2 separate regions of the Homo sapiens genome follow, and region 1 is linked to region 2. A link is an interaction called in ENCODE POLR2A ChIA-PET data of the cell type or tissue named here. Cell type or tissue: Panc1. All regions are shown on one strand. Each heading gives the region's core, and the rest is flanking DNA. Links, peaks and the distances in the headings are about the cores only.

The links. Peaks named below come from ENCODE experiments on the same cell type or tissue, not always from the same donor. Only the 100,000 strongest peaks of a DNase experiment are listed, where the experiment ranks them.
Region 1: POLR2A ChIA-PET joins it to region 2 with 7 read pairs; 6 of 35 experiments call an interaction of 5 or more read pairs at or near these places.

Annotation. Positions count from the first base shown.
Region 1 is chr6:155,066,438-155,077,498 of GRCh38, reverse strand. All of the region lies in intron 1 of TIAM2 (TIAM Rac1 associated GEF 2), which reads right to left. Among named protein-coding and RNA genes, the nearest start is that of TIAM2, 77 kb to the right of the region's middle. In Panc1, for the core only: no CTCF peak of the experiment used is centred there; no DNase peak of the experiment used is centred there.
Region 2 is chr6:155,002,598-155,013,580 of GRCh38, reverse strand. All of the region lies in intron 1 of TIAM2 (TIAM Rac1 associated GEF 2), which reads right to left. It also overlaps the pseudogene LOC100421330. Among named protein-coding and RNA genes, the nearest start is that of TIAM2, 13 kb to the right of the region's middle. In Panc1, for the core only: no CTCF peak of the experiment used is centred there; no DNase peak of the experiment used is centred there; H3K4me3 peaks cover 505 bases; H3K27ac peaks cover 2,137 bases.

The DNA.
Region 1 (11,061 bases), core at 2,410-7,409, 62 kb before region 2:
TAACAAATACTGAAACCCTTTTTAAAAAATATTTCTCTAGGAACTGAGTGAGTAAATTTTACGTCAAAGGGAAAATTGAGAAGGCAGCACAATGAGACTTGGAGATTGCTGTGCTTCAATATCTATAGTAATATTCTAAAAATATTTTCTTAATATTCTAAAATCAATAGCAATTACATTATTTAGGGCATTGAGGCTTCCTCCAACCCCAGGCTAGCATGGAAGTCTTCTGAATGGTCAAGTTATTATAGATCCTTTTCTGAGCTGAGCCTAAGGCTAAGCCTATAGGGTTCCTGTTCTTTAAAAAAAAAAAAAAAATTACTTATCACTAAAAAGAATAGTGAACATGCTTTAGGAGTTTATAGAACAGCTTCCTGTTTTTCAAGCCCAATGTACAATAAACTATGGGAATTACTGATAAATTAGCATGAGTTATGACAAATGTATTCATAAACGTTATGTATGTGAAATAAAAGGAATTTGTAGAAAAGGATATGAATTTCGACCGGGTGCTATGGCTCATGCCTGTAATCCCAGCACTTTGGGAGGCCGAGGAGGGTGGATCATCCGAGGTCAGGAGTTCGAGACCAGCCTGGACAACATGGCAGAACTCCGTCTCTACTAAAAATACAAAAATTAGCCAGGCATGGCGGTACACGCATGTAATCCCAGCTACTCGGGAGGCTAAGGCAGGAAAATCGCTTGAACCTGGGAGGTGGAGGTTGCAGTGAGCCACAATCACGTGCCACTGCACTGCACTGTCAGCCTAGGCATCAGAGCAAGACTCTGTCTAAAAAAAAAGAAAAGAAAAGGATGTGAATTTCAAACACTGAGTAGCAGGGATGTGACTAAGGGTTTGACCTACGTTATATTTTCAGGATTTTGCTGTTCTCCTAGTTGTCCACCCAGCAACCAATCCCCACCTCTCTCAGTTAACAAATTAGAAAGTCCATACCAATTAGCATCAAATTACAATTACTAGGCCTAAATTCTTTGTACTTCCCCCTAAGCCATAATTGCAGAATTTCCTTCTACTGAAAGCATTTCAGACCTTTAATTTTAATTACTTCGGCATGGAATTAGCAACATATTTCCCATAGGCATTTTATTACCTATTATTTCGTAAGGATGAATAACTAAAACCTCAATGAGAAAATGACTGTAGATGGTGCAGGGTGGGAAGAGGATGACACCCACATTTATTGATTTTTGGAACGCCACAGAGTAATATAATTTGAGCCGAGATGTCAGGTCCCTGAACAAATGCTCCACCCACTCCCACCTCTCAAGCCACCCCAGGAAGCTCCATCCCCCATGCCTCACGCCCCAACCCAATTATTATGAAGGATCTGAAACTTTTTGAGCACCAACATGACACCGCAAGTGGAAAATTCTGCACCTGACCTCATGAGACAGGTCACAGTCAAAATGCAGACGCTTCTAGTCAAAACACAGCATTGCAGGTGGAGACTGAAAACCTGCCCTGTCTGTTGTTGGCGTGGTTTAACAGCTGATGTGGGTATTCGGGGGATGCTATGCTGTTGCTTCGCTACACGTTATTTTTTCAGTGTATTGATAGTATGTCATATGAATAAGTGTAAGAAAATGATCACTTTTTGGTAATCATACGAATTAAGGAATAATGGTGATAGTATACAACCACAGATTGTTCACACGGATGGCAGAAATAGTGACACCTTTGCTTTCTGGCAGCAGTTCAATGTACCTTAACTTTGTTTCATGCACAAAATTCTTTCGAATATAAAATTACCGTCGGGCTATGCATATAAGGTATCTATGAAACATAAACAAATTTCATGTCTAGATTTGGGAAACATCCCCAGGCTATCTCATTATGTATATGCAAATATTCAAAAATCTGAATAATTCAAAATCCAAAACACTTCTGGTCCCATGCATTTCAGATAAGGAATCTTCAACCTTTATTCTCTCCTTCTGTGTTATTACACACTAATTCTTTTTGTCAAATCTTGTTCTCACCTCATTCAAAATCCTAGGGACTCCCCAGTGGGATCAGGGGAGGAAAGCTATGGTAGAGTCACTGTGGCCCAACCCTTAAGAAAAGTAAAATAAAAACACAAGGATGACAGCTGTCTTGAAGAGTTGGTTGTTGGGTTTTTTTTTTTTTCATTCCCAAGTAACGACACAAAAGGCCAATATTCCATTTAGTTTATCGTCATCTAGCTACAACAGACCATAGCTACATTTAAAATGTTCCTATGATCATTAGCACAGTTTTGAAAACATTCTGTACTATTAATAATTATGCAGAGAATTTTTCTTTTTACTTTGTCAACTTGAACATTTAATCCAACCCAGCCTCCCCTCACCTCCTACATTTAGTCCCTTCCCGCTGTGAGAGAGTAACCTGGAGTAGCCAGGATTGCATTCCTTGCCCACTGCCCTCTGGCCCTGTACCACACCCTGCCACCCTGGTCCAGAGCCGCGGCTGCACCCACCGTCCTTATCCAGACTTATCCAGAATTGCATCGAGACCCATTCACCACTCACCATTTGACCAGCTGCCCCTCCACCCTCTGACTCCCCAGCGCTGTGGTCAGAAGGTCCCATCTCCACCTCTACTGACAATCCTCAGAGGTTTTTTTTTTTTTTTTTTTTTTTTTGAGACAGAGTCTCCACCCAGGCTGAATCCTCAGAGGTTCTAACGCTATTTCAAAGACCGCTGGGATCAGCTCTGAAGACTAAAGTGCATCAGTGGCTTTAGGAACTAACAGCCTCTTAGTCTCTTAGAAAGAACGTAATAAACACACAAGAAAAAGCCTTCTTGATAATAATTTGGAAGAACATTTGAAATAAACTTATCGTTACAGGCTAAGTGGGGTGGCTCATGCCTGTAATCCCAGCACTTTGGGAGGCCAAGGCAGGCGGATCACGTGAGGTCAGGAGTTCGAGACCCACCTGGCCCACGTGGCGAAACCCCGACTCTACTAAAAATATAAAAATTAGCCAGGTGTGGTGATGGGCGTCTGTAGTCCCAGCCACTCAGGAGACTGAGGCAGGAGAATCCCTTGAACCTGGGAGGTGGAGGTTGCAGTGAGCCAAGATCATGCCATTCCAGCCTGGGCGACTGAGCGAGACTCCACCTCAAAAAACAAAAAAACAAACAAAAAAAAAGCTTATCATTACTTTAAATTAATTAAATAAAATTAATATTCTTAAACCTTACACAGATATTTTAAAGTCATGGTGCACTATTTTACAAAGGAAAACTTTAGAAGTTAACTCTGATATGGAGAGGAAGTCAAAATTAAGTTTGTCGTTAGGAATTTTCTTTTCATTAGATCCCTTGTAGCCATATCAACAAATCAATAATAATATCAGGTATTGCTGAGGCATGACAGTGCATGATTGAAGTAGGACCTGGTATCATAATGGTGTCATCAATACAGGATAGCAACTGTGGTGCATCTGGGTTGAGATCACAAATCAGTATCTTGGCTCAAGCGTTGAGTTCCCAACAAGTTGCTCTGGGGCAGGCACCCTTACGTCTCTCTCCCCATCCAGAACATTGCATTTTCCACCTACCAGCCTCAAAGGGATTTTGTGGGGATTACCAATGTCTGAAAGATCTTTCATCTTTGAGATGAAAGGTCCTAATGAGTATTTTGTTGAGAAGCACTCCCACTCTGCCCTATGGGAAGGTTCCAAACTCCTCTTCTAAGGGTATCTACTGCAGGTAGGAAAATGTTACGTTTGAAGTAGAAATCGTAATAGACTTTTAATTATAAGCAAGCGGGGTAGCTCGCTGTTAAGCAGAGACCAGAGACTCTTCAATTCTTTTTTTTTTCTTCTCAGCTGCTCTGGTGGGTGTGGCCTGGAGCCTCACTTTCTTGCTCTGTAAGTCCAGGTTAGGCACCCAAAGCCACTATGAGAAGCAGGGTTTATAATGAGAGGAAATGGAACCAAAGTGGAAATATCTGTATAATATCACAATTATATAAAGTAGGACTTGGCTATGGACGCAGGCCCTTCTATAAAAGTACTCAGTGAATCTGGCCAGGCACGGTGGCTCACACCTGTAATCCCAGCACTTTGGGAGGCCGAGGCGGGTGGATCACTTGAGGTCAGGAGTTAGAGACCAGCCTGGCCAACATGGTGAAACCCCATCTCCACTAAAAATACAAAAATTAGCCAGGTGTGGTGGCACACGCCTGTAATCCCAGCTACTTGGGAGGCTGAGGCACAAGAATCGCTTGAACCCGGGAGGTGGAGGTTGCAGTGAGCCGAGATTGTGCCACTGCACTCCAGTCTGGGCAGCAGAGCGAGACTTAGTCTAAAAAAAAAAAAAAAAAAAAAAGAACTTAATCAATCTGAAGCAAGAAAAGCACCAGGCACAGCAAATAATGGATAATTCTTTATAAAGTCCTTTAATCTCTAACCTTTAATAACAGATCTTAGGCATGAAAAACACCAATTTATAAATGGTCTCTAAAAGTAAACTTTGTTCTTAATAGCAAATATGGATTTTAATTGTGCTAACTATAGACTACAGTTCATCTTTAGTAACACTTTTCATTCATCACATAATCCAAAATAAGGACGAACCCTCGATGCAACTTCTTGAGGCTCCGTCCTCTGTTGGCTTCAGTGGCTCCCTGACGACAGGTGATTCCCTGCCCCACAACTGACCCAGCCTCCTTCCTGAACTCCTCCCTCTGTGCCCACCTCCTGGGCTGGCCAGCATTTGTCAGTGCTCCAGGCTTGGTCCTCATCTCTGTGTCTTCAATATTCTCTTCCAGGCTGACTTCACGGCTTTCACTATCATTGACGACAACCAAGACTCTATTTCTTCTGAGTTCCAGACCCACTTACCCACCTACCAGATGTACCACCTCAAAAAATCAACATGACCCAAACTCGTTATTCTTTTTCAACCCTACCCTAACCCCTTATCACCTGGCCCCCCTTTCTGTGCATCCAAACCAGGATAATGGTGCCTCTGTCCAGCCGCTCTGGAAAGACAGGAACCCATCAATTACCCTAGGCTTGCTTCTCCTTTCCCTCATCATGCACACCAAAATGGCCATCAAATCCTCTGGCAGGTACTTCCTAAGTAACTCTTTAATGTATGCCTCCCTCTCCTTTGCTGCACTGAGTTCGTTCAGCCCTCATAGGCTGATCCTAGCCCGATGCCTCGGTTGTTTCCTACTGGAGGATTTCCAGTCCTTTCTCTCTCCACAAATCTCTCCTCCACACAGCAGCCAGGGGAAAATTCTAAAACACCAATTTGATCCTGTTATGCTCGAGTTTGAAACCTTTCAATGTCATCCATCCCTCACAATTAATACTTCTTTGCATGACATACAAAACTCTACTGACCTTTCCAGCTCCTGTCCTCCCAGCCACCAATGTAAATTCCTTGTAGTCCACATCATACCATGTGTTCCAAATGCCTCCATGCCTTTGGTCCTAGCTGACACGCTCTCCTCTGCTTTAGAAGCTTGACAAATTTCTCCTCATTCTTAAGAGCCACTTCAGCGGTTCATTCTAAAACGTCTTCCCTAACAACACATAACAGAGATAATAATACTTTTATTTTATTACTTTTTTTTTTTTTTTTTGACACAGAGTTTCCCTCTGTTGCCCAGCATGGAGTGCAGTGACGCGATCTCGGTTCACTGTAACCTCCACCTCCCAGGTTCAAGTGATTCTCCTGCCTCAGCCTCCCAAGTAGCTGGGATTACAGGCATCCACCACCACACCCAGCTAATTTTTGTAGTTTTTAGTAGAGATGGGGTTTCACCATGTTGGCCAGGCTAGTCTTGAACTCCTGACCTCAGGTGATCGGCCTCTGAAAGTGCTCGGATTACAGGCGTGAGCCACCGCGCCCGGCCAATAATTCTTTACTTTCAGGTGTATCACTGCACCTTGCACAGATCTCTGTTCAAGCACTTACCATGCTATGCAGGAAGTATTCACTTGCATGCCCATCTGTTTCACTAGGGCCTGAGCTCTGTTCAATGAGTCTTTGCTCAGCTCTGCCTGATGCAGGGCATAGTAAACAATATCTGGGCACTGAGTATTGAATAACAACTTAATAAACAAATACAAGTTCTGGCATATGGTCATCTTAACGTTTAATAAGTCCAGTCTAAAATGCTGCTTCCGCTTTCTTCCCATTATCCAGAAATCCCAAGTCATGTAAGTTCAGGTGTTCTCTGGATCTTGATGAAGATCCGTGGAGACGTGCTCCAAAGCTGTCTGGAAAGCCAACACATAACCATTCATTTCTGTAACACATAAACACACCTGTCTCTAAATATGTGTCTTTTTTTCTTTTTTTGACACTGAGTCTCATTTCTGTTGCCTAAGCTGGAGCGCAGTGGTGTGATCATGGCTCACTGCAACCTCTGCCTCTCGGGCACGAGCCATCCTCCCCCCTCAGCCTCCCAAGCTGCTGGGACTACAGGCATGCACAACCATGTCCCACGAATTTTTTTCATTAGTAGTAGAGACAGGGTTTTGCCATGTTGCCCAGGCTGGTCTCGACCTCTTGGGCTCAAGTGAACGACCCACTTTGACTTCCCAAAGAGCTGGGATTACAGGCGTGAGCTACCATGCCTCCCCTAAAAAATATTTCTTACAGTACATTCAAAACCCAAGCTGAGCCAATAGGGTCAGTCATGTAGACACACATAAATAAAGGAGCTCTTTGGGAACTAAGTCTCTACCACCACCTCAGGGTATCACCATCCTACCATAAATTTCCACTTAAAGGACTAAGATGATCAGTTTACAGCAATGTTTTTAAGGCCTTTTGCCCTGAGTTACTAATCATTACTATGTTTAATTCATCATAAGGAAAATTCCTGAGGAACTGCCTTAAATTCAGGAAAGATGCTTACTAGAAAAATTTTTAAATGAATTCTGACTACATGGTATAGGATTAAAGGCAAACAGCCAAAGTAAATCAAATTTCAGCTTCAAAAAGAAATGTCTGGGCCAGGCACGGTGGCTCATGCCTGTAATCCCAGCCCTTTGGGAGGCCAAGGTAGATGGATCACCTGAGGTGAGAAGTTTGAGACCAGCCTGGCCAACATGGTGAAACCCCATCTCTACTAAAAATACAAAAATTAGCCAGTAATCCCAGCTACTGTAATCCCATCTACTCAGGAGGCTGAGGCAGGAGAATCGTTTGAACCCGGGAGGCAGAGGTTGCAGTGAGCCGAGATCGCCCCACTGTACTCCAGCCTGGGCGACAGAGTGAGACTCCATCTCAAAAAAAAAAAAAAAAAAAAAAAAAAAAAGTCTGGCCAGGCGCGGTGGCTCATACCTGTAATCTCAGCACTTTGGGAGGTGGGGCAGGCAGATCACCTGAGATCAGGAGTTCAAGACCAGCCTGGCCAACATAGTGAAACCCTGTCTCTACTAAAAATACAAAAATTAGCTGGGTGTGGTGGTAGACGCCTGTAATCCCAGCTACTCGGGAGGCTGAGGCACAGGAATTGCTTGACTGCCAGACATTGCAGTGAGCCAAAATCGAGCCACTACACTCCAGCCTGGGTCACACAAAAAGACCTTGTCTCAAAAAAAAAAAAAAAAAAAGAAAAGAAATGTCTGTCCAGATAGCACATTCCAAAGCTACACAATACCCAGGGAGGCAGAACTCATGGCACAGTTAGAGAACAGCATGACAACTTATTTCTTCAATATCTCCACTGCTGCCATTTTCTTTACTTAAAGAGTAGGAAGCTACATACTGACTCAAATCTGATGACAAAGCAAATCATCTGAATTTGTTGTCATTTTTCTAATATATTTTAGCTGCTATGCAAAATACTAGTGTAATGTTAGATACTATACTAAAATTACTGTATACAATGATCAAGCTTTTCCTATTATTTTACAGTATAATTCCTTATGTCTACTTCTTATTTGGGTGCCCACCTTCAAACAGATACAGATGATTATATTTCACCAAGATTACATGCAAATGTATGCTGCTTTATAGAATCTTTATAGAATAACAGTTTCTCCAAAGGCATGCCATGAATGAAACCCTGGTCGTTCTTTCATTCAGCTTGAATCAAACAATGGAAAATCTACTATAAAGTTTACTAACAGGCTGGGCGTGGTTGCTTACCCCTGTAATCTCAGCATTTCGGGAGGCTGAGGTGGGAGGATCGCTCAAGCCCTGGAGTTCAAGACCAGCCTGGGAAACATGGCAAAACCTCATCTCTACTAAAATACAAAAATTAGTCAGGCGTGGTGGCACATACCTGTAATCCCAGCTACTTGGGTGGCTGAAGCAGGAGAATCACTAGAACCTGGGAGGCGGAGGTTGTAGTGAGTCGAGACTGCGTCACTGCACTCCAGCCTGGGTGACAGAGCAAGACTCTGTCTTAAATAAATAAATAAAATAAAAAATAAAAAAGCCAGGTGTGGTGGTGCATACCTGTGGTCCTAGCTATTTGAGAGGCTAAGATGGGAGGATCACTTGAGCCCAGGAGGTCAAGGCTGCAGTGAGCTGTGATTTACATCACTGCACCCCAGCCTGGGCGATGGAGCAAGACCCTGTCTCAACAACAACAAAATTTACTAACAGCTACCAGGGGCTATAAAGGGTTATAAGATGCTAAGCAGCTTCTCCTCACTCAGCATTTCCTGAAGAAGGAAATGGATCTAAAATAGAATACCTAGTCTGGGCAACATGGCGAGATCCCATCTCAAAAAAATAAAAAATAAACAATCGCAGCACGAAAAGTAAAATGTTATTTAAAACCAAAACTACCAGCACTCTGGGAGGCCGAGGCGGACGGATCACCTGAGGTCAGGAGTTCAAGACCAGCCTGGCCAACATGGTGAAACCCGATCTCTACAAAAATACAAAAATTAGCCAGACGTGATGGGGGGGCGGGTGCCTGTAATCCCAGCTACTCCGGAGGCTGAGGTAGAAGAATCGCTTGAACCCAGGAGGCAGAGGTTGCAGTGAGCTGGAGGTTGCAGTGGGACAAGATCGTGCCATTGCACTCTAGCCTGGGCAACAGAGGAGACTCTATCTCAAAAAAAAAAAATTAACTGTAACCACTTCTGTCTCCTGAAGAGGAAGCACAATTTACAGTGTGGAGAGAGAATCTGTATACTTCTCCTTTTCATCTATAGAGATTGATAAAAGACAGAGAAAGGAAAAGGCAGAAATTTCCACTCCCAGATATTCCAGGCACATAAAGGGTGGGTAGAGAGTTTTTTGCCTTTAGCATTCATTGATGCAGAGAGGCTCCAGAAAGGCAGAAGGCCAGGAGACACACACGCCAAATGTGAAGGGAGAGGGGCCCAGCAATAGGGCAAGAGGCTGGAAACTCTGGCGCCTGTGGCAGTGACATTCCCAGCACTGCAACAGCCACAGGTCTTTAACAACTGATGGGTGTAACTGTCTATACTAAGATGTTACACTGCTGCATATCACCCCTTCTCCCAATTCTTAGCCTGAAACTTGACTAAGTGTAATAAAAATAGCAACACTTGTACGTGTGGTTGGGTGGAAAAGAAAAACGTAAATTAAAAAACAAGGAAAAAGTCGGGCTTGGTCATGCACGCCTGTATTCCCAGCACTTTGGGAGACCGAGACGGGTGGATCACTTGACCCCAGGAGTTCGAGACCAGCCCAGGCAACATGGGAAAAGCCCGTCACTACAAAAAATACAAAAATTAGCCAGGCGTGGTGGTGCATACCTGTAGTCCCAGTACTTGGGAGGCTAAGAGGTGGGAGGACCACCTGAGCCAGGGAGGTGGAGGCTGCAGTGAGCCATGATGACGACACTGCATTCCAGCCTGGGCAACAAAGTGAGACCCTGTCTCAAAATCATCATCATCAACATCATCATCATCCCTAACCCTCATCTAACTAGGTTAGCACAAAGCAGACAACAGGGGAAAGGGAAGCTTAGGAGGGAGTGGAAATGAGAGTCAGGAGGGGCAAGAACTCAGAGCCAGAGCTGAATATAAGAACATGCATCTCCCTGTGGGAACTTTCCAGATTTCTTGGAGACATGGACCTCTTCCAGAGACAGGGACAGAGAGCTCAAGTCAATTTTATTTAAATATCAAAGGAGAAGGAGCCCTCAGCAGACATGTGAGTTCCGACTCTAATAAAAGGCTGAAGGTGGTAACTTAAGTATAACCAACATATTATGGGAGTTGGGTGGAGAGAGAGGACGCTTGGGGTGAGAAAGGTTCTAGGTAGGAGGGACAGTCACAAAAGCTTCCCCTCCACAGCCCACCAATGAAAAGAAAACTAATATGCTCTGTGCCATCCCAGAATGAGCTCCCCCACAGCCAGACTGGGTCTTCAGGATCCTGCTGAGTCTGGGGTCCTACGATCCTGCGGCTGTACCACAAAGACCCTCTTCAAGGTCTTTAATGTAACCCTGCAAATCCAGCAGGCTGGGAAGACTGCAAATAGAAATATTTGTAAAGAACTTGTCATCGTCTCAGCTCTCTGGAAGACCGAAGCGGGCAGATCACTAGAGGTCAGGAGTTTGAGACCAGTCTGGCTAATATAGCAAAACCCTGTCTCTATTAAAAATACAAAAAATTAGCCAGGCGTGATGGTAGGTGCCTGTAATCCCAGCTATTCAGGAGGCTGAGGCAGGAGAATCGCTTGAACCTGGGAGGCAGAGGTTGCAGTGAGCCAAGATCGCACCACTGCACTCCAGCCTGGGCGACAGAGCGAGACTCAGTCTCAAAAAAACAAACAAACAAACAAACTTGTAATCAACAAATCTTTCCTTCAACATAGCAGTTAGCTATCAGGAAGGTATGCCAAAAAAATTATATATATACACACACCAAAAGAATTTTAAGTTTGTTGTTAAAATCTGGGCTTGCTTCCCAGTTCTAAGGATGAAAACTAAAGGAAAATCAGAGCCAAACAGGAAAGACACACCAGAAATATGATGCAGAAAGACCATAAAATTGTTGAAGTCCATCCACCAAAAGCGGCTTCCGGCTGGCCCCTCTGAAAGTTTGTACGAACACACATAACCTCCACATGCTAGAAGCAACTCTTCCCAGCGGTGA
Region 2 (10,983 bases), core at 126-5,125:
ACTGGGATTCAATCCCAGCTCTATGCTTCAATATCCTCGTGTACAATATGGCTTTCCAATATCCCTTTTGTGTAGCAGAGGGGAGCAAGCACTTGGAAGTACCTAGCACAGCGCCAGATGCAGAAAAGGTATGTAGTAAATGTTGGTAACCATGCCTTTCTTCTCTTCCCTTGAGTTCCTCACCTCTCCCAGCAAGCCGTCTCCCAAATTTCGAGTTCTCCAAAGCAAAAGAGACAAAACTCCACATCAAACTCGGAATACAGAGAACTTACAGATTATCAAACACAGAAATAAGCAGACAGAGATTTTCTGACCTGCTTTCTGGATCGTCTATGGCACACACACCTGCAGGAGCACAGACTAAGCCAGCTGTAGACCCCAAACCTCAGCTGTACTACAGGAGCCATGGGGACTGGTAAGCATCTATGTGCAGAGAAAGCCTGGGTCCTCCAGCCCCAGTTAGGAGGAGCAACAATGTGCCACAGGTAGGGGACAGGTGAGGAGCAGGAGAAGAAGTGAGAGGACGCTCAGAAGCCCGAGCATAATGGCCAGACTTACGAGATGGGAGAAACTGGGCAGGTTACTTAAACTCTCTCACCTCCATCTTCTGAAGTGAGTCTGAACTCACTCTAAGGTCTCTCCCAGTATTTTATGATTTCAATATGATTCTAATGCTACATTGTAAGATTTTAAGATGTCTGTTTTTAGTATTTCTAAAATAGCATCAGAGGATGGGGCATAGTGGCTCACGCCTGTAATCCCAGCACTTTGGGAGCCCGAGTAGGGCGGATCACTTGAGGTCAGGAGTTCGAGACCAGCCTGGCCAATATGGTGAAATCCCATCTCTACTAAAACTACAAAGATTAGCCAGGCATGGTGGCGGGAGCCTGTAGTCCCAGCTACTCGGGAGGCTGATGCAGGAGAATCGCTTGAACCCGGAAGGTAGAGGGTGCAGTGAGCCAAGATCACGCCACTGCACTCCAGCCTGGGCTACAGAGTGAGACTCCGTCTCAAAAAAATAAAATAAAATAAATTTTAAAAAATAAAATAGCATCAGAAATTGCCCTGTGATTAATTCTGTAAGATACCCTATATCTTACAGAATTAGGAATTAATGGGGTTTGGTAAGTTGGTTGGTTGATTTTTGTTTTTAAACCTCACTCCACCCAACACAAAAGTAGCAAATGTGCTTTCTGTAAGACTACATTGAGTCAAAAGCTCAAAAGTGAGAAAAATCAAAATACTGTTAAGGATTATCATTCCCTTCCTGCTCTGTGGACTTACTTTTGCTCAGTGAACTCTCATAGTAAAGAACAGGATAAGAAATGTGGGCCGTACAGTACAAAATGAAATATGACAACGCAAGGGGTGGAGAAAAACAAGGTTTGAACATAAACTGTTTGTAATAAACTGGCCATAAGGAAAGATGAACTCTTTGAAATTGTAGGCTCTATTCAAACACTGTATGTTATTTATTAACTACTCCTTTTTTTCTTTCTATAAAGAAATTCAGTACAGCATCAGCTTTGATATATTTACAATACTTCTCTTGGAGGAAATCCAGAGTCTACATTTGGTCTTAAAAGAAGTTTCTTCCTACATGGAAGCTATCTCAAAAAGCCAAAACACACACTCAGAAAAGCTGAGCCTCTCGTTAACATTTTCCAAGCATACAGTAGCTACGCACCATCTGGCACCCACCAAAACCCCTCCAAAAGTATCAAAAGACTGCCAACGCCTCTCTGCATTTACAAGAATAATTCCTGAAAAAGTGTCTGTTTGCAGAAGAATTTCACTTCCAGTGATATGCTGATCAAAAGTTTACTGTCTCCCCATAAGAGAGTTGACTGGTTTTAGTGACTTGGCCAAATATCAAAATAGCTGTAATTAAATGGAATTGTGAGAGCCAGATGAGGTATAAAAACTGAGGGTGATCCCAAAGGAACTAAAATTATGCTTAGCACATGTTTAAATTATATACCAGTCACAGGGCAAACCATTGTCAGACACTCTGAGGAGAAAAATAGATCAATATGACCGAAGGAAGTGTGCATTGAGACAAGCTGTTTCATTGTTCAGAACTAAGACTGACTGAAGTGATCGTCTAAGTTTTTCAAAATAAATATCTCACACTCAGTTATTTTGCTATGATATGAAAATTGAGAAGCCACAGGATCTCAATACTGTTCATTAGGATTATAAATGGAAACAAACTCATGGAAGGCAGCAGCTATGTAGGTCAGGTCCAAGGGAGAAATTTTCTAATTCAAAAGATAAGCACAGATTAAATGATCGCCTGTCCAAAAGGTCTCCTAACCAGTGTCAATTCCATAACTACCCCTCCACTCCTGAAAGTGAGGAGTTGTAAAGACCCCTAGAGTCTTACAAATTGCATAACCGCCTGAAATATCCTAAGAATCCCTTTGGTTTGGCTTGGTTTTGGTTTTGGTTTTGGTCATTCCATGTTACAGAGGACTCACTCAACATTACCAAGGACTGAAAAGAACAGCTCCTAAATTTAATTTTTTTTTTTTTTGAGACAGAGTTTCACTCTTGTCACCAAGGCTGGAGTGCAATGGCTCGATCTCAGCTCACCACAACCTCCGCCTCCCGGGTTCAAGCGATTCTCCTGCCTCAGCCTCCCGAGTAGCTAGGATTACAGGCGCATGACACCACATTTGGCTAATTTTTGTATTTTTAGTAGAGACAGGTTTCACCATCAGGCCCAGCACTTTGGGAGGCCGAGGCGGGCGGATCACCTGAGGTCAGGAGGTCGAGACCGGCCTGGCCAACATGAGCCACCGCGCCTGGCCTAAATTTAATTTTTGTAAGCTGGGCGCAGTGGCTCATGCCTGTAATCCCAGCACTTTGGGAGGCCGAGGCGGGCGGATCACCTGAGGTTGGGAGGTACCAGCCTGACCAACATGGAGAAACCCCGTCTCTACTAAAAATAGAAAATTAGCCGGGCATGGTGGCGCATGCCTGTAATCCCAGCTACTCGGGAGGCTGAGGCAGGAGAATGGGTTGAACCCAGGAGGCACAGGCTGCAGTGAGCCGAGATCGTGCCATTGCACTCCAGCCTGGGCAACAAGAGCGAAACTCCATCTCAAAAAAATAAATAAATGAAAATTAAAATGGGTTAAATTATTTCAATTCAATTACACATACCAGCTGCACACAAAGATCACAGCCACATCAGTGTTACCCAAACCCTTTACCCCATTTCTTTTCTTACTAGAATTTCCCCAGTTCTACTAGAAATGAGCTGTGGATCTTTTATGAGCTGTTGCTACCATGAAAATCTCAAGCTAATTTATTGCCTACCTATTTATATATCCTAAACATAGCTTCTTATATCAAAAGGCACAACCTCAAAGTCATAAGTCTTCCGCTTAGATTCTTTCCACTCTCTAACAGTCTACAGTTTCAAGAGTATACAGAATCTGGCCAGCCGTGGTGGCTCACGCCTGTAGTGCTAGGACTTCGGGAGGCTGAGGCACACAAATCACTTGAGGCCAGGAATTCAAGACCAAAACCCCATCTCTACTAAAAATACAAAAATTAGCCAGGTGTGGTGGCGGGCGCCTGTAGTCCCAGCTACTCAGGAGACCGAGACACGAGAATGACTTGAACCCAGGAGGTGGAGGTTGCAGTGAGCCGAGATTGCACCACTGCATTCCAGCCTGGGTGACAGAGTGAGACTCAGCCTGGAAAAAGAGAAAAAAAAAAGAGTATACAGAATCAGAGAAAGCTATGGGTGCGAGGGACCTTAGAAATCCTCTCTTCCACTGGATTCACAACTGTATTAGGTCCTTCAGAGGGGCCCAAGGGGCCTTCTGTCCCTTACAACTGCGTAATTAATATAATTTCCATTTCATCCCTTTTGTATATTATATATTTGGGTCTTGGTTTCACGTAAGTCGTAGTTTGGAACAAAGGATTCCTCTGATTTTCAAGAAAATCACTAATACTGCCTGGACCAAGAGGTATATACAAACCCAGACCCTGAGAAGCTGAATGACGTCTACGGATCCACATCTCCACTCAGTATAGACCAACACTGAGCCTCCAGAACACAGTCTCTCCAAATGCGGCCCCAGATCAGCCACAGTGGCAGCATCACCTAGAAACATCATAGAGATGCAAATTATCAGGCCGAACTCAGATCTTCTGAGTCAGGGCCAGGCATGGTGGCTCACACCTGTAATCCTAGAACTTTGGGAGGCCAAGCCAGGCAGACCACCTGAGTTCAGGAGTTCAAGACCAGACTGGGCAACATGGTGAAGCTCTATCTCTACTAAAAATACAAAACCTAGCCAGGCATGGTGGCTCACGGCTGTAGTCTCAGCTACTCAGAAGGCTGAGGTGCAAGAATCGCCCGAACCCTGGAGGTGGAGGCTGCAGTGAGCCAAGATTGTACCACTACACTCCAGCCTCGGTGACAGAGCGAGACCCTGCCTCAAAAAAAAAAAAAAAAAAAAAAAAAAAAGATCTTCTGAGTCAGAAACAGAGGACAGGACCCAGAGATTTATGCGTTAGCAAGCCCTCCAGGTGATTCTGATGCCCTGAAGTTTGAGAACCTCTGTTCTGGAACAATACCTAATGTGCTTTCCATTATGCTCTTCCTCTCCTATTTCAATCCTACAACTCCAAGGCAGTACATGCTAAGCAACTGCCCCAAAACACTGAACCTAACTACAGATTCACCCACTGAAAACACAAACACATCACAGTAAGGTTTCCAAACACTGCTACAGTACAGTCAGCGCATTTTTCTTTTCTCACAATACAAACATCCACATCCAAAAGGGTCAAATAAAAGTTTGAGTTTCAAGGAATAATTCAAGAGAGTGGAATATACGTACATTCCAGACACTGAGCCTCAGAAGAACTGAGTGATGCTGAGAAATTTACTTCCAGCTTCTCTGGGCACACTGCCTGCGGGGTAGCCCTGCTCTGCAAGGAGCAGGTTAAAAAAAAAAAAATTATTTCCAGAAAAGGAAGGTCCCTTAGACTATCAGTGACCACCAGTGAGTACCAAAGAGACAAAACTTGGCAATATTACTAAATGGAGACAGCTCCTTCCAGGAAAACCTGGTTCAGAGACCTGGAAATGAGTAGGAAAGTGACTGTGTTTCACCCCTAGCCTGAGGCAATTGATTTCTCTGTGCCTTATATTTCTTGAGGTTTGAGGTATATGTTCGTCATGTGCACAGGTGATTTTGCTGACTTTCTGCGTAATATATACATAAGAGGCACTATCCGGACTAACCACTAACTGTAAGCCACATCTCAGTGTCATGCTATTTTAGCAAATTTTAAGAATGCCAAATGAGAAATTACAACAAACACAGTTTTCAAGTGTGTCATATTATCATCTATCACACACAGAAATATAAATGTACTTTTATATCTTGAAATTATTCAAGAATTTTCAATGCACTCTATAAATGTTTAGAGATTTTCCTTTAGACAATGGAAAAAGCCATATGATGTATTATTTAAGGTCGACAATTACATATGTACGTGTCCACATATTTCGGAACAACCCACTTGTTGGTTTGCCGAAAATTCCAACTGTTGGCTGCCAACTCTGTACACTCCACGCCTTAGTGAATTTTCTAATGTGATTTATCAAGCTATCAAAATTTAGCTTCAGTGACAGACAGCTTTTCAGAAAATGCCACGCTGCAGTGACATTCTCTTCTCGACACACACCAAGACTCCTGCAATGGCAACCATCCGACGGGCTCAATTTCCTCACACGTTTAGACTAATGGCCAGGGTGAAACTGATGACAGTCTGACTTAGTGACATCCCCAGATTTTTTAAGACAGGTCATTTTAAAATTCCAATTACATGGTAAACTGAAATAGAACTAAGCAAAGTCCTGCCTGTTGGTATCCCTCAGGAAATGGCCTTTATTGAAGAGACAGAAATGCTTTCTCACTAATATTCATTACAAAATGATGTTTTTAAGTAACCTGACATTTTACCTAATCGTTTTCACTGTCAGTATGCTTATAACTAATATATTCAACAAACCTCTTCTTTAGAAACCAGATGTTTTCCTTAAAAATTTCCTTAAGAATGGCGTGAACCCGGGAGGCGGAGCTTGCAGTGAGCCGAGATTGTGCCACTGTACTCCAGCCTGGGCGACAGAGCGAGACTCCCTCTCAAAAAAAAAAAAAGAAAGAAAGAAAGAAAAAGAAAAATGGTTCCTGTCAAACCATGGATCACCCTGAAATAAGAAAACCTGTGCTGCATTTATATGTGACTGGCCTACAAATCTCTTGCCCATCTCTGGCAAGTTAACTAACATGGTTAGATCCTCACAATCCTATGCAAGCCTATGCAAAGGGGCATCATGCAGGGAAAAGAGACGGGAAGAGAGACCTTGACTCCACTCCCCCACACCCTCCACACACTGAATGCCCTACAAGCGCAAGTCTTACTTTATTTAGGGCAGTTTCTCAAAGTACGATCAAAAAGCCAGTAGCAGACCAGCCGCAGTGGCTTACACCTGTAATCCTAGTAGACCAGCCTGAGCAACATGGCAAGACCCTTTCTCCACAAAAAATACAAAAATTGGCCGGGCACAGTGGCTCATGCCTGTAATCCCAACACTTTGGGAGGCCAAGGCAAGTGGATCACTTGAGGTCAAGAGTTTGAGGCCAGCCTGGCCAACATGGTGAAACCTCATCTCTACTAAAAATACAAAAAAATTAGCTGGGTGTGGTGGTGGGCACTTGTAATCCCAGCTACTCAGGAGGCTGAGGCAGGAGAATCGCTTGAACCCGGGAGGTGGAGGTTGTGGTGAGCCGAGATCACGCCACTGCACTCCAGCCTGGGCAACAGAGTAACACTGTGTCTTTTTTTTTTCTTTTTTTTTTTTTTTGGTGGGGGGAGGTGGGGGAGACAGTCTCTAAAAATGTCGCCCAGGCTGATGTGCAATGGCACAATCTCAGCTCACTGCAACCTCCGCCTCCAGGGTTCAAGAGATTCTCCCACCTCAGCCTCCTGTGTATTTGGGATTACAGGCATGCGCCACCACACCCGGTAATTTTTGTATTTTGAGTAGAGACAGGGTTTCACCATGTTGGCTAGGCTGGTCTCGAACTCCTGACCTTGTGATCCACCCACCTCAGCCTCCCAAAGTGCTAGGATTACAGGCATGAGCCACCATGCCCGATCGAGACTCCGATTTGAAAAAAAAAAGTGCCTTGAGCCCTGGGTGTTACTGCAGCTCTGCCACAGGACTTATGTCCTCTGCTGCCCTGATTATAAACATCTTCTTTACTTGTTTGTCCCTACCACTAGAGTGTGGGCAGCATTAGAGTGTATCTGGTTCCCCACTGACCTCAACGTCAGGGACTTGGTAGGCACTCGGTCACTGATCACCAGCTCTGCCGTGGGTCGGCCTCCCATCTGTAAAACTAATCAGGCAGCACTGCCTCCAGGACCCCGGGGGGCTACACGTGGGAGCCTCCCTGCCCTCTACTCCTCGAGGCTCGAGGACCCAGAGGCAGGCGGCTCGATCCAAGAACTAGTCAGTCAGTGGCTCCTCCTTACCCACCCTTTTCTCCAGTGACTTTTTCAAATGATTCAAATTCCTTGAAAGTAAAGAATCTGGCCAGGTGCAGTGGCTCACGCCTGTGATGCCAGCACTTTGGGATGCCGAGGCAGGCAGATCACCTGAGGTCGGGAGTTCAAGACCAGCCTGACCAACATGGTGAAACCCCATTTCTACTAAAAATAGAAAAATTAGCTGGGCGTGGTGGCAGGCGCCTGCAATCCCTCAGGAGGCTGAGGCAGGAGAATCACTTGAACTCGGGAGGCAGAGGTTGCAGTGAGCCGAGATTACACCATTGCACTCCAGCCTAGGCAACAAGAGCAAAACTCCATCTCAAAAAAAAAAAAAAAAGTAAAGAATTCTCACAGTGCCAGGTGAGGTGGCTCACCCCTGTAATCCCAGCACTTTGAGAGGCCAAGGTGGGTGGATCACTTGAGGTCAGAAGTTCAAGACCAGCCTGGCCAACATGGTGAAACCCCGTCTCTAGTAAAAATACAAAAATTAGCCAGGCATGGTGGTGCACACCTGTAGTCCTAGCTACTCAGGAGGCTGAGGCAAGAGGATTGCTTTAACCTAGGAGGTGGAGGTTGCAGTGAGCCGAGATCGTGCCACTGTACTCCAGCCTGGGCAATAGAGCTAGACTCCATCTCAAAAATAAAAAATAAAAAACAAAAACAAAAACAAAAAACTCTCTCAGGGTCTCTCCAAGATTCCTGGCCCTCTGGCATAGCCTGTACTCAGGATGCCTGGCCTGCTTCCAGACGGAATTCCTCATTTTTATTGTGGAAAGACAGGCAGGCCTCCAGGGTGGAGGTGAAAGGGGAAATGAGGGACAAGCTGCTGATGAGCTACTCCTCCCTCCTCAGGCTGCCAGGCTAATTGGAGAGAGCCTTGCCTTGGGCAACCTGACCTCCATTACCATCCTCCAAGCCTTCTACTCTGGTGCAACTGACCATCCACTGGCTCATCATGGGTTACTCCATGACTGCCTTCTGCCTCTTCACATGGGGCAAATGGCTTAAGGTAAGTGAAGGCCTGCCTGGGAAGCTGAGAGGGACTCACTGCAAACTCTGGCAGTGAGGGATGCTCCAGACTGTGTGCCCACCTCAGCGACCTCTCCCCACTCTATAAATCCATCTTGGGCACATCTTCTTTTGGAGCCTACTATATTTACAAAGCAATGGTACCAAAGAAAGAGGAGTTAAAGGTGATGCAATAGTCTATTCGCCTGGTAAGTAAATGTCCTACAGCTAAGCTCAAAATACCAGGTTACATAACAGAGTAACAGACTTGGAAAAAAAGATGGTATTAAGAGGCCGGGCGCAGTGGCTCATGCCTATAATCCCAGCACTTTGGGAGACCGAGGCGGGCAGATCACAAGGTCAGGAGATTGAGGCCATCCTCGCTAACACGGTGAAACCCCGTCTCTACTAAAAGTACAAAAAATGAGCTGGGCGTAGTGGCGGGCGCCTGTAACAAGTCCCAGCTACTCGGGAGGCTGAGGCAGGAGAATCGCGTGAACCCAGGAGGTGGGGGTTGCAGTGAGCCAAGATCATGTCACTGCACTCCAGCCTGGGTGACAGAGCAAGACTCCATCTAAAACAAACAAAAACAGAAAGATGGTATTGGAAATTTGGGGTGAACTCCAAGGATTAGCCTGGCTACTACATACAGAGTATGGGCCTTGACTACTCTGACTTACTGAGGCACACTAGGAAGACTCTGGAAAGACTACAGACCAGGAGCTAGAAGTGACTCTGACCAGCCTTCCAATCAAACATCTTGTCTTGCAGGTAGCCTACAGCAGGACTGGTGCAGAAATTACTCATCACAGCTAGGCACGGTGGCTCATGCCTGTAATCCCAGTACTTTCGGAGGCCGAGGCAGGCAGATCACCTGAGGTCAGGAGTTCAGGACAGCCTGGCCAACAGGGCAAAACCCCATCTCTACTAAAAATACAAAAAGCAAAGGCACTGATAAAAGTCACATAAGTGCAAAACATCTCACACAACAGACTCAACAGAATGCACTTTTCTGGGGGGAGTTGGGAGAGATGGAGTCTCGCTCCGTCAATCTTGGCTCACTGCAACCTCCATCTCCCAGGTTCAGGTGATTCTCCCTGCCTCAGCCTCCTGAGTAGCTGGGAGTACAGGCAGCTGCCACTACACCCAGCTAATTTTTGTATTTTTAGTATAGACAGGGTTTCACCATGTTGGCCTCCTCCCTGCCCCACCGTGGCAGCTGCGGTGGTAGCAGCACATACACAATCACAGTAAATTGGCAGAGGAAACACACAACCGATTCCTGGCTAGAGGGGGAGAGATAAGGCAGTGTGCATGGGGGAGCCGAGAGGGGAGATGTGGGCCCCTCTGCTCCTCCCACAAGAGTGTCCCCTTTGGCCCCGGTGGAGACTTGGCCCACAGCTGAGGCACAGCTGGGAGCGTCGAGTCTTCCACCTCTCTGACTTTTCTGTTCTCTGGGGCCAGGGAGGCTGTGAAAATGGGGACAAGTAATTTCTTTTCTTTTTTGAGACAGAGTCTCACTCTGTTGCCTAGGCTGAAGTGCAGTGGTGTGATCTCGGCTCACTGCAACCTCTGCCTCCCGGGTTCAAGTAATTCTTGTGCCTCAGCCTCTTGGGTAGCTTGGATTACAGGCGTGCACCACTACACCTGGCTCCCTCAAATGTTTAGGTGACCTGCCAAATGGGTAAAAGGTATATTCCACAACAGAATCTAGAGCTGTTAATATCCAATACAATAACCTTGCCACAATTCCACGCTTCGGAAAAAAACGGATCAACCTTTATGTATTTTAACTTTCAGCACTTTGTTATTGATAAAGTCCATTTAGAGAGTCAAATATTTGGCAAAGGGTCTCTCAATCTCATAATCATATTATAATACTTTTAAAAACAATTTCAATGAACACTTCACACATTCTGTCAACCACCATTTAAGAGTGTTCACTAAAGCACCAGGCTGGATATAAAAGTGGTACAAAAATAAAACAAGCATGGCTGGGCTCAGTGGCTCACACCTATAATCCCAACACTTTGGGAGGCCAAGGAGGGCAGATCACCTGAGGTCAAGAGTTCGAGACTAGCCTGGTCAACATGGTGAAACCCTGTCTCTACTAAAAAAAAAACACACACACACAAAACTTAGCTGGATGTGGTGGTGGGTGCCTGTAATCCCAACTACTTGGGAAGCTAAGCCAGGAGAACTGCTCGAACCCTGGAGGCAGAGTTCGCAGTGAGCTGAGATCATACCACTGCACTCCAGCCTGAGCAACAGAACGAAACTCCGTGTCAAAAATAAATAAATAAATAAATAAAACAAGCAAAGCACTCCCTGTGTGATGGAGAAGTCATCAAGAATTAAATATTATATGATGAATGCAACAATTGATAT